2 separate regions of the Homo sapiens genome follow, and region 1 is linked to region 2. A link is a loop called in an ENCODE intact Hi-C map of the cell type or tissue named here. Cell type or tissue: Panc1. All regions are shown on one strand. Links, peaks and the distances in the headings refer to the core of each region. The heading gives the core; the rest is flanking DNA. Region 1 overlaps PEX14 (peroxisomal biogenesis factor 14). Region 2 overlaps CASZ1 (castor zinc finger 1).

The links. Hi-C counts contacts between places; a loop is a spot of excess contacts. Peaks named below come from ENCODE experiments on the same cell type or tissue, not always from the same donor. Only the 100,000 strongest peaks of a DNase experiment are listed, where the experiment ranks them.
Region 1: it touches region 2 in a loop (6-fold over the local background); 1 of 110 quality-filtered maps calls a loop at or near these places.

The regions. Positions count from the first base shown.
Region 1 is chr1:10,565,320-10,570,693 of GRCh38, reverse strand. All of the region lies in intron 3 of PEX14 (peroxisomal biogenesis factor 14), which reads right to left. Among named protein-coding and RNA genes, the nearest start is that of PEX14, 93 kb to the right of the region's middle. In Panc1, for the core only: no CTCF peak of the experiment used is centred there; no DNase peak of the experiment used is centred there.
Region 2 is chr1:10,722,028-10,727,401 of GRCh38, reverse strand. The region is part of intron 2 of CASZ1 (castor zinc finger 1); the gene reads left to right. Among named protein-coding and RNA genes, the nearest start is that of CASZ1, 72 kb to the left of the region's middle. In Panc1, for the core only: no CTCF peak of the experiment used is centred there; a DNase peak (open chromatin) is centred at 3,061; H3K27ac peaks cover 3,187 bases.

The sequences.
Region 1 (5,374 bases), core at 144-5,143, 160 kb after region 2:
TGGATAGCCAAAGATCACCAGACATTTGAGGGAAAATGGAAAACTTAACAATGAAAAAACAGAGCCAGGTGCAGTGGCTCATGCCTGTAATCCCAGCACTTTGAGAGGCTGAGGCGGGCGGATCACAAGGTCAAGAGATCGAAGACCATCCTGGCCAACATGGTGAAACCCCATCTCTACTAAAAATACAAAAATTAGCTGGGCGTGTTGGCGTGCACCTGTAGTCCCAGCTACTCAGGAGGCTGAGGCAGGAGAATCGCTTGAACACGGGAGGTGGAGATTGCAGTGAGCCAAGATCGCACCACTGCACTCCAGCCTGGCGACAGAGCAAGACCACGTCTCAAAAAAGAAAATGAAAAACAGCCATCCAAAAACAAACAAAAAAGCTTGGAAGAAACAGAAATTAATTATCAGAGGAAAAGAAGTAATGTTGCATCAATGAAACAAGAATGGAATGTGGGGGAAAAAAGGGAACACACACAGAAAAGAAAGAACTCTCATAAACACCTGAGAGCAGAAAATCATTCAATACCCAGGAAAAACATTGGAAAAAAAAATTATTAGAAGACAAACTATTAGAAGAAATTACATATAAAGTAGGGCAAAAAAGATAAAAGATAGGAAAGAAAATATATTTTCTTAAATACTTGAGGGTCAAGCCAGGACATCTACCATCCAACTATCGAGGTTCTAAAAAAACAATATACAACACAAAGGAGAGGAAATTATTAAAGAAATAATACAAGAAGATTTCACATTAAAAGACCCTCTCATGTACATCACTGTGAAATTTCAGAATATGTAGAATAAAGACAAGCGGTAAAGCTTTCAGAGGGAAATAAACAGCTTGTATAGAAAGGATCAGGAATCAGAATGACCTCAGACTTTTCAGCAGCAACACAGAAAGGTAGAAAACAATGGAAAATGTCCTCAAGATTCTAATAAAAAATCATTTCCAACCTAGAATTCTAAACCCAGCCAACCTAAAGATGAAATCATGAAGGCACATTAAAGATGTTTTCAGATACTGGATCTAAAAAAGCTGCTTACCTCCCATGCACACCTTCTCAGGAAGCTACTGGAGGATCTGTTCTACCAACCCAAAGAAGCAATCCAAGAAAGACCACATGGAAGTTGGAAGACAGGAACTCAACCACAGGATAGAGAAAAGGGTCTTCCCAGAGTCATCGGGAAAGGCTGACAACTGGGGAACAGGTCTAGAGAGCGCAGTCCAGACTGCAGTGGGAGGGCGGGCAGAGGGCTCCAGAAATGGCACCAAGAAAACAGTAAGTTGCCTGATGTCTTTGATGGTGCCGAGGGGAATTTTACAGCTTGAGCTGAGTGAGGATTAATCAGTGATAAGTACACAGCTAAGCAATCTGCCCCATCCCCAAATAGAGTCCATTAACTCTATGAAAAAAAAATTTTACAAAAGAGAAAGCACAACTATCACATACTTCATGGCTCACTTGTAAAAAATAGTTACATACTTTTCACATTTATTATAATTAGTATTCATGATTTTACTAAAGCATGAATATTGCTTTAGTACTATAATGCTTAGAATTTGATATTTATAATATTAGCACTGTTTATATTTAATGCATCCAATACTACGAAAATAAACTAGATCTCCATCAATCTCTACTTCAAAGCCAGGCACAGTGGCTCATGCCTGTAAATCCCAGCACTTTGGGAGGCCAAGGTGGGCAGATCACTTGAGGTCAGGAGTTCGAGACCAGCCTGGCCAATGTGGTGAAACCCCATCTCTACAAAAAATACAAAAATTAGCAAGGTGTGGTGACGTGCATCTGTAATCCCAGCTACTTGGGAGGCTGAGGTATGAGAATCACTTGAACCCAGGAGGCGGAGGTTGCAGTGAGCCGAGATCACGCCACTGCACTCCAGCCAGGGCAACAGAGTGAGACTCTGTCTCAAAAACAAAACAAAACAAAACAAAAAACACTCTACCTTAATTTTTCCAAATATCCTCAAATTCATGATGTCTGAGGGCATGAACACAAAGGCATGAACAAATTCATCATCTCTGAGGGCTTGAACACATACTTACGGCTATTCTGCTAACTGCTGGATAAAATAATGGCACAAAGAATCTAGCACATTTAAAAAATACTACACTACAACTGGCTGGAATTCATATTAATAATATAATAATGATTCACTGTTATCTATTAATATACTTTATCATATTAGATCAAAAGACAATAATTATATGATTATTTCTGTAAGTGATAAAGGACATTAGATATAATTCGATATCCATTCTTAGTAAAAACTCTAATACAATAAGAATACAAGAATACTTCCTGAATATGATTATCTGTTAGTGGGAGTGGGGGGGGGGGGGGGAAGAGTATCTACTTGTGTATATGTGTGTCACTCTCCAAAGCTGACATCATCTTTTATTAAAAAGATATAAAAGCATATTATTTAAAATCAGAAACACATCATACGTTCACAATCATCAGTTTTATTTATCACTGTTCTGGAGGTATTTGCTGATGCAACTGGACAAGAAAAGTAGTAATAGATATAAGCAACGGAAAAGAAGAGGGGAGAGTGTTATTTACATATAGCACCTGGAAAAACTGACATGAATTAACGTACCATAAACAATATAAGTATCTAGCTAGGTGTCAACATTCAAAATCAGTATGTAAAAACTGCCTTCAAATTAAAGAACTGGCTGAAAGACATAATGAAAGAATACATCCCATTCAAAGTAGTAACGAAAAAGATACATGGCTGGGTGCAGTGGCTCATGCCTGTAATCCCATACTTCGTGATGCTGAGGCAGGAGGATCACTTGAGCCCAGGAGTTTGCGACCAGCCTGGGCAACATAGTGAGACCCCGTCTCTACAAAAAATAAGAAAATTAGGCCAGGTACAGTGGCTCACACCTGTAATGTCAGCACTTTGAGAGGATGAGGCAGGCGGATCACTTGAGGTCAGGAGTTCAAGACCAGCCTGGTCAACATGGCGAAACCCCGTCTCTACTAAAAATACAAAAATTAGCCCGGCGTGGTGGTGCATGCGTGTAATCCCAGCCACTTGGGAGGCAGAGGCAGGAGAACCACTTCAGTCTCCTGAGGTGGAGGGTGCAGTGAGCCGAGATCATGCCACTGCCCTCCAATCTGGGTGACACAGCAAGACTGTCTAAAAAAAAATCTTTATTTTTCATTTTTTACTGGGCAAGCTAATTTTGAAAATTATATAGAAATAAGAATAGCCAAGAAAATTCCAAATAATTGAAAAAATGCTGAGGCAAAATTAATTTTAACAGATAATAAAACATGTAAGATAGTGTGACATTGGACACAAAGAAACATTTCAAGTGAACAGAGTACGTCCAGATATATACAGGAAGTTAACATAGGATAAAGCTTCATTGCAAATCAATGGAGAAAAACTGCAGAGATGGGAAACTACAGCCAGGGAGACAAATTTAGCCCATTGTCTATTTTTGGATGGCCTGCAAGCTAAGAATGGTTTTTACATTTTTTTAAAGTTAGGAGGCAAAAAAAGAATTTAATGATACATGAAAATTAGATGAAATTCAAATTTCAGTGTCCATAAATAAAGTTTTATTTCTCATTAGTTTATACACTGTCAACGGCTGCTTTTGTGCTACCACAGTGGCGATGAGTAGTGTTCAGAGACCATACAAATTGCAAAACCTTAAAGTATTTACTATCTGGCTCTTTACAGAAAAAGTGTGTCAACCCTTGCAATAATGGATGCTGGATTATTTTATTAGCTGGAAAAAACTGAACTTGAATCCTTATACTCTATACACTGAAATAAATTCCTGATTACTTAAAAAAAAACAACTTGAGGTTTAAAAAATAATACTGGTGGCCAGGAGCGGTGGCTCACGTCTGTAATCCCAGCACTTTGGGAGGCCGAGGCGGGCGGATCACCTGAGGTCGGGAGTTTGAGATCAGCCTGACCAACATGAAGAAACCCCGTCTCTACTAAAAAACAAAACAAAACAAAACAAACAAACAAACAAAAAAATTAGCCAGGCATGATGGCACATGCCTGTAATCCTAGCTACTCGGGAGGCTGAGGTAGGAGAATCCCTTGAACTCAAGAGGCGGAGGTTGCAGAGAGTCAAGATCATGCCATTGCACTCCAACCTGGGCAACAAGAGTGAAATTCCACGTCAAAAAAAAAAAAGGAAGTCATAAAAGAAATGATAGATAAATAAAAAAATTCTGCCTGGACAAAAGCATCATAAACAAAGTCAAGACAAATTTCAAACTAATAGCATATATTTGTAACACAAATCCCAGACATGGGGCTATTTTCCTTAGTATATAAAATTATAAATCAATTTTAAAACATTAATCTCCTAATCCCAAGAAAGGGTAAAATACCTGAATAGTCAATTTGTAGATACGGAAATAAAAATGGCTCTTAAGTTCAAAAGAGAAATTCAACTCAAAACAGCACTGAGAGGCTTTCTGCATCTAACCAAGATGAAATAGCTTGTAAAAGTTCAACAATACTGCTGAGAACAACTGAAAAACAAACTGATTGAAAGTACTGGGGAGCTGCCAAGGCAACCAAGACTTGAGAGTCCAAGATCTCAGTGAGAAGGGAACTGCAGAAAGGTGAGCAAATACCCTATAAGATGCTGAGGCAGAGCTTTTGTCCATCTTCAGATGGACTAGAGAGATGTAAGTAAATAGACAGACATGTAAATAAATAAACAAATGGAGTTCACAAAGCAGAACTCCTGGGCTTAAGAGATCTTCCCACCTCAGCCTCCCAAGTAGCTGGGACTACAGGCATGTGCTACCACACCCATCTAATTTTTGTGTTTTTTTGTAGCAATGAGGTCGCCCAGGCTGGTCTCAAACTCCTAGCCTCAAGCAATCCTCCTGCCTCAGCCTCCCAAGTAGCTGGGATTACAGGCTCAAGCCATTGCACTCAGTTACAATTTTTAAATTGAGTAAGGCTAGAGCTTAAGATCCAAAGTTGAGAATATAAAATTATAAATCCATTTTAAAACATTAATCTCCTAATCCTAAGAAAGGGTAAAATACATGAATAGTCAATTTGTAGATATGGAAATAAAAATGGCTCTTAAGTTCAAAAGAGAAATTCAAATCAAAACAGCATTGAGAGGCTTTCTGCGTCTAACTGAGATGAAATAGCTTGTAAAAGTTCAACAGCAGTAAACAAAAATTAGGGTTCACCCCACCAAGGAAAAGGAGCCATGAAGAACTTTAGGTTCTTTGTTGGGACCCATAGAGGGCTATACCCTAGGAACATGGATTGACCAGGGGAAGACAGACTTATTTTCTAAAACCCTGCAACCTGACTCAGGCCAAATCCTGATTGATCA
Region 2 (5,374 bases), core at 250-5,249:
TTTTTCTTTTCTGGACTTAAAAGGCCTTGTGCAAACCTGGTACCCAGAATAGCACACATGGAGAGTTGTGAATGAAGAGCTGGATGGCCGATGACCTGGAGTGGGGGCTGGGGCTGGGCTCAAACAGCAGGTGCCTTATGGCTCTGCAGCCCCTGCCTGCAAGACGCCCTGGTCTCCCAGCTTCCCACAGGCCTGGGACGGTCGCGGGCCTCTCCCTACCCCTGGCCACCTCTCCCTTTTCCCTCTTCCTTCTCCAGGCTGTTTCCATGCCACCCTCCCTGGTGGGCTGGGCTTGACATTGGCGCCCATGGCTCCCCCTCTGCCTTCGTTTCAGTCCTCCTCACTCACAGGCTGTGTTCTCTTCCAGAGTGGGTAAAGTGAAAACCTTGCCAGTCACCTCTCCCGGTCTCCCTCCCCTCCGTCCTGGCTTTCGTGATAGAGAAACTGGCCAGGAAGCCCCACATGGTGCTATTTACCTGACACCTCAGTGGGTTTGGCAGGTGCTGATTCATTCCCTGAACCATTTCCCCCAGGACACGGAGCAGGCCAGGGAAGACCCCCTGGGCCTCTGAACACCCCCATGCTAGCCTCTCCCTGGCCTCTCTTCAGGGCCTGGGTGATTGCTGCAGCAAGGACCCCCCAGGGACCAGAGCGGCCTTGGCTGGGCCTCATCTTCATGTCTCCTTTCCTGGGTGCCCTGGGCAGCTCCTGCAGGAAAGGAATGCTAACGATCTGCTGGTGTAGTGAGCTGGCACCGCACCCAGGCAGGGGCCGCACAGCGCCAGGGCCTAGTAAAGACGCTGGCGAGGGCTCCATTCCCCGTGCCCGGTGTTTCCTCTGGCCGGATTGGCATGCAGCCTTCAGCTTGGCCTGAGGCGGCACGAGGAAAAGGTGGCATCCTCCACCGGCCCCAGCCTGGCCAGCCTGGAGGACTACACCGCCCTCCTCCTCCCTCCGGCTCCAGCCAGGAGGACTGTGATGGCCATGAGTATTTCATAGCATCTTCTGAAAGGAGATACGGAGTAGGCTGAGGATGGCGGCATCCCAGAGCGTGGCTGTTGGTCAGTAGCCCCAAGCTGGGGAGACCCGGTTTCACCTCCCCAAGCCTCATTTCCTCCTCCGTAAATGAGGGCATGAACAGTGGTGTCTCCTACAGGGTTTCTGTTGCTGTTTAATGAGGTGGTTTATAAAACCGACTTCACTCTGCCTGGGACGCGGTCAGCCCTCCATAAACACTAACAATTAATGGTCATGCTGGTGGTAGTAGCAGCAGTAGTAGTAGTACTGGTAGTAGTGGTGGTGGTGATAGTATAGGCCCTGCCCCATAGGTGGTTGGAGGCATCAATGAGATGGTACAGCCCCTGACAGATAGTGACTGCTCAGCAAATGCTAGCTGTCATTATTATTGCTATTACCATTATTTCCTAGTGCACTGAGGTGGAGCCTCACCCTGCTCTTGCTACTAAGGGATCCTGAGGATGCTGCCCCCTCCTAAGTCCGGCCCATCCTTCTAGAACATTCGGCAGGCCCTCTGGCCCCCTCAATGACTCTCTTACACCTGCCCTGCTGTCTTCAGGCCCCCCTTGCCATTCCCTCCCCACCCCACTGCCGCTGTCTTGTCACTCACCTGTCCAGGGTTCCCCAGGATCATCCTCTCTGGGGTCTCCTAGTAAAAAAAAAAAAAGGGCTTTCCAGAACCTGGCTTCCACCTCCTCCCCAAGCCTGGCCTCCCCCAGGCCTGGAGTGTGACTGGATTGTAACATGGTAGCTGAATGAACTCCAGTTTCAAAGGTTAATATCAAAATCTGGAGTGGATTACCTAAAAATTACTTACAACACCATTAAAATTCTGAACTCTTTTTGTTGTGGCTGTAAATTAATTTAAAATGTCAGGTTTTTTGAGAAATCCAATAAGAAATTGAGCCAACAGAGCAATCTGCAAACTGTCTGGCAAAGAGGAAAGTGTGTCTCTTCAATCGACAAGGAAAAATATGGAGCTTAACTGGAACCATATGGCTCAGTACTTGAGAGGAGCCTGCCGGAGAGGGAGGGCGGGAGGGGAGCTCAGCTGACAGCCACACGCATGCAGCGGGAGGCGGCCACGGTGTTGGCATTGGCACGGTGGAGGGGCCTGGCAGACGCCTGGCACCCAGCCTACTTGGCCGCCCTGTGTCCACGGTCACCGGGCTGCCCTGGGCAGTGACATGGTCACTCCTTGGTCTTAACACGTTCTCGCCGTATCCATCCAGGGCTCCCTGGCCAACTAGGGAATCCTACCCCCACCGAGGGGAGCCCAAGCCCCCTCCCTCCAGGGAAGAACAGCCACCTGCACGTCTGCGAGGGCTGCTTCCCTCCGTCCTCTGTGGGCTCCCTCCCGGCCAACATGTGGTCCCAATTACTCCTGAATTCCCCCAGATTTACAACACATTAAGTAATTTGTAGGTTATTTCAACTTCAATCTGCTGAAGTTGAGAAAATCAAAATTAAATTCAAACCACAAGGAAACTTCAGAGAAAGAGGAGAAAGAGAGAAGTTGAGCACCTTCTCTTCCCCAGGTTGGCTGTGTCCCCCTTATGTCATCCTCCGAGGCTCCCAGCCAGCCCCCCACCTGCCTTCCTCTGCCTCCTCTTCCCCGCCTTGCCTCTCCCTCCCAGGGCCCTTGCCCCTGCCTCTGGCTGGGCAGTGCCCTTGGGGTGCCCCTCTGAGCGAAGACCAGGGGCAACCTTGGAGCTCGTGCTAGGCCCTGCTTGCTTTGGCTGGGGGAGAAGTGCTTCTCTAACCTCTAACACTCTCTGCTCCCACTCCCTGAGCCCCTACCCCTGAGGGCTAGGTGATTCCTGGGCTCCAAAGCCTCTCTCTGCTTTCCTGACCCATTTCAAGGGAATCTCCACCAGGACTGTTCTAGCTCCCGACATGCCTGGGGTGGCTGACAGCTGGTAGGTACCACCTGGCCCCCGGGTTTAATAGCTCAGGTTACCTTATTTTGCTTTCTACCCTTTAAAACAGCCTTGTAAATAAGCAAACACTCGGTGCCAAGCACCTTCGGCACTTCGCCAGGCTGGTAAATATTTTAGTAGTGACTTGGTAACAGTTGCGTTCACTTTGATTTCCTCAGAAAGGTTCTTGGTGCTGGGGAGGGGGCCGTGGCTCTGGGAAATGATTTGCTGGCTATTTATAGCCCGGCTCTGACCACGTGGCCTTTGCTCTCACCCTGTGGATCGTGTGCTGGGGTATTTTTAAAGCTGGTGTAACGTTAGCCTGACACCTCTTTTGGCAAAGATGGGGAGGACTCTTCCACCTTCTCCCAAAGTGTGCTGTGGTCAAAGAGCTCCAAGGTCGGTTTGGAAAACTGGACTTGTCCTCACCAGGAATCCAAAGTGATATGGGAGGCTGGGGCAGGTGCTAGCGGTTGGGTGTGAGTTTAGGGTTGAACCCCTGCTGGCATGGTTTGGACTCGGGAAGAACCCCCAAAGAAGAGGAGAAGGTGGGCTCTGGGGCTGGGGCACATGACCCAGGCAGTGCTGAACTGGGGAGGCCACCTGAGACGGGTGGACTGAAGCTGACCGTGAGAGCAGCCAGGTTGCAGGGGGAGTTAGAGGGAAATGTGACCGCTGGATGAGCTTCCTGGGCATCTAGTCCTGAAGGACCCAGGCCATGGAGAAAAGAGAGTGGGAGACAGGGCCAAGGAAGATTCAGAGATGGGGGCAGCTTCCAGCCAGGGCTGCTGATTTGATGCCCTGGAGGGTCCTTTCCTCTAAGCCATGAGAAAGGCACCTGCAAAGCGCAGGACCCCATTGCCCAGTGCCAGGAAGCTGGCCTAACCCCACCCAAATTTGCCGTGTCCAACAGGGCATGTGCTGCCCCCAGGCTGGGCACCGGGGCAGGGGTGAGGCAGCAGGTGAGAGGCTGGCGCCTGGCTTGAATAGACTGCTCAGAGCCACAGCCAGTGGCTCCTCTGTTTTATGGGTGGTTTTAATGCACAGATGGGTTGGTTTTAAAGGGGCTCTAAATCATGGCACAGTGAGAGCCCCCACACCCCAGAGCCCCCTAGGAGGCTGTATCTGTGAGTGACTGTGGTATGGGCACAAGTGAAGTAGAAGCAAGGCCTGCCCCCACTCACTGTGCAGTGGTGATGGACAGGCCAGGGGGAGGTGGGCCCCTCTGGCTGGGTGTTCAGATGAAACCCTTCCTCTTGTCCCCCTACCCACCCACCATCCACACTGGCAGGCGGGGCCTTCCCACGTCCGGTTTACAGCCAGGGCACTGTTCAGTGACCAGCCAGCCTGCTGCCACTCCCAGCCACTTGCCCTTCCTCCTCTGGCTCCTGGCGCCATGATGCGCACCTCCCGTCTGCACCCACGCACACCCCATTGGTGCTCAGCTGCCGTGGGCGCACATCAGGTGAGCGCAGACAGTGGCAGACCCGGCTCACCTCCTTCCCGCAGGACTGGTGCCAGGGCAGTGCTCTTCCCGGAAGGCTTCCAAGCTCCCCCGGATGGCATCCTGTTGGGCCTGTTTCTGGGGTGCGGGGGCAGGCCTTTTTGGGGGGGAGAGTGTCTGCCCCATGCAGCCCTGGCGCCAGCTCTTCCTAGAGGCCTGTGGCAGTAATGCCAGAGGGAGGCAGCTGGGCTGGGGCAGGAGACAGGGATGTTTGAAATGGAAGTCGAGTGAGATGGGACCACCTTCAGCCACCACCACGGCTCTGCTGGGGGCAGACATGGAGCCCTGGGCCAGTCCGAATTGGTGCTCACTGGATACCTGCCTCTTAGCTGCCCCCCTGTGAGTGGGCCTTGCCCACTTGGGCTCCCAGCACCCAGTTTTCAGTGTCCTTGGAAACTTGGAGGAGTTCTGGGAAGGTGATAGGAAGATAGAAGAAGCCTTCTCCGAGCACCCAGAATGTTCGAGCTTGAATGGAAAGAGATCTGCCCTCGAAGGTACTCGGTCCCTAAGTCCGTGCCCTGTAGGCTCCCCTTGTTCGCTGGCCCGTGTGGGACGGAAGGCTGCTTTAGGGAATCTTTTTCTGCCCCTTGGCCTTGAGTTTGGAACTGCGTGGCACCAGAACCTTCTCATCCTTTACTGAGTGTCTTCAGCAAAACATGTTGTTTCCTCTCCAGTTCCCCCTTGGCGTTTGAGAATGGGGTGCCCGTCAACACTCACTCTCCTGCCTGTTCTCCCTAAAGCCATGGGGTAAAGGAAGCCTCATGGTCCTCTGAGGAGCCCTCATGGCCTCCTGAGCCGCTCAGGGGAGACGGTGGCTGTGACAGCTGACGGCCCACTTCAGTGCAGGTTGCGAAGGGGCGGGGCCAAGACGCAGGTGTCTGCCCAGACACAGCGGATGCCTGGTTCCAACGTTTCCATAGATGCCTGTGTCATC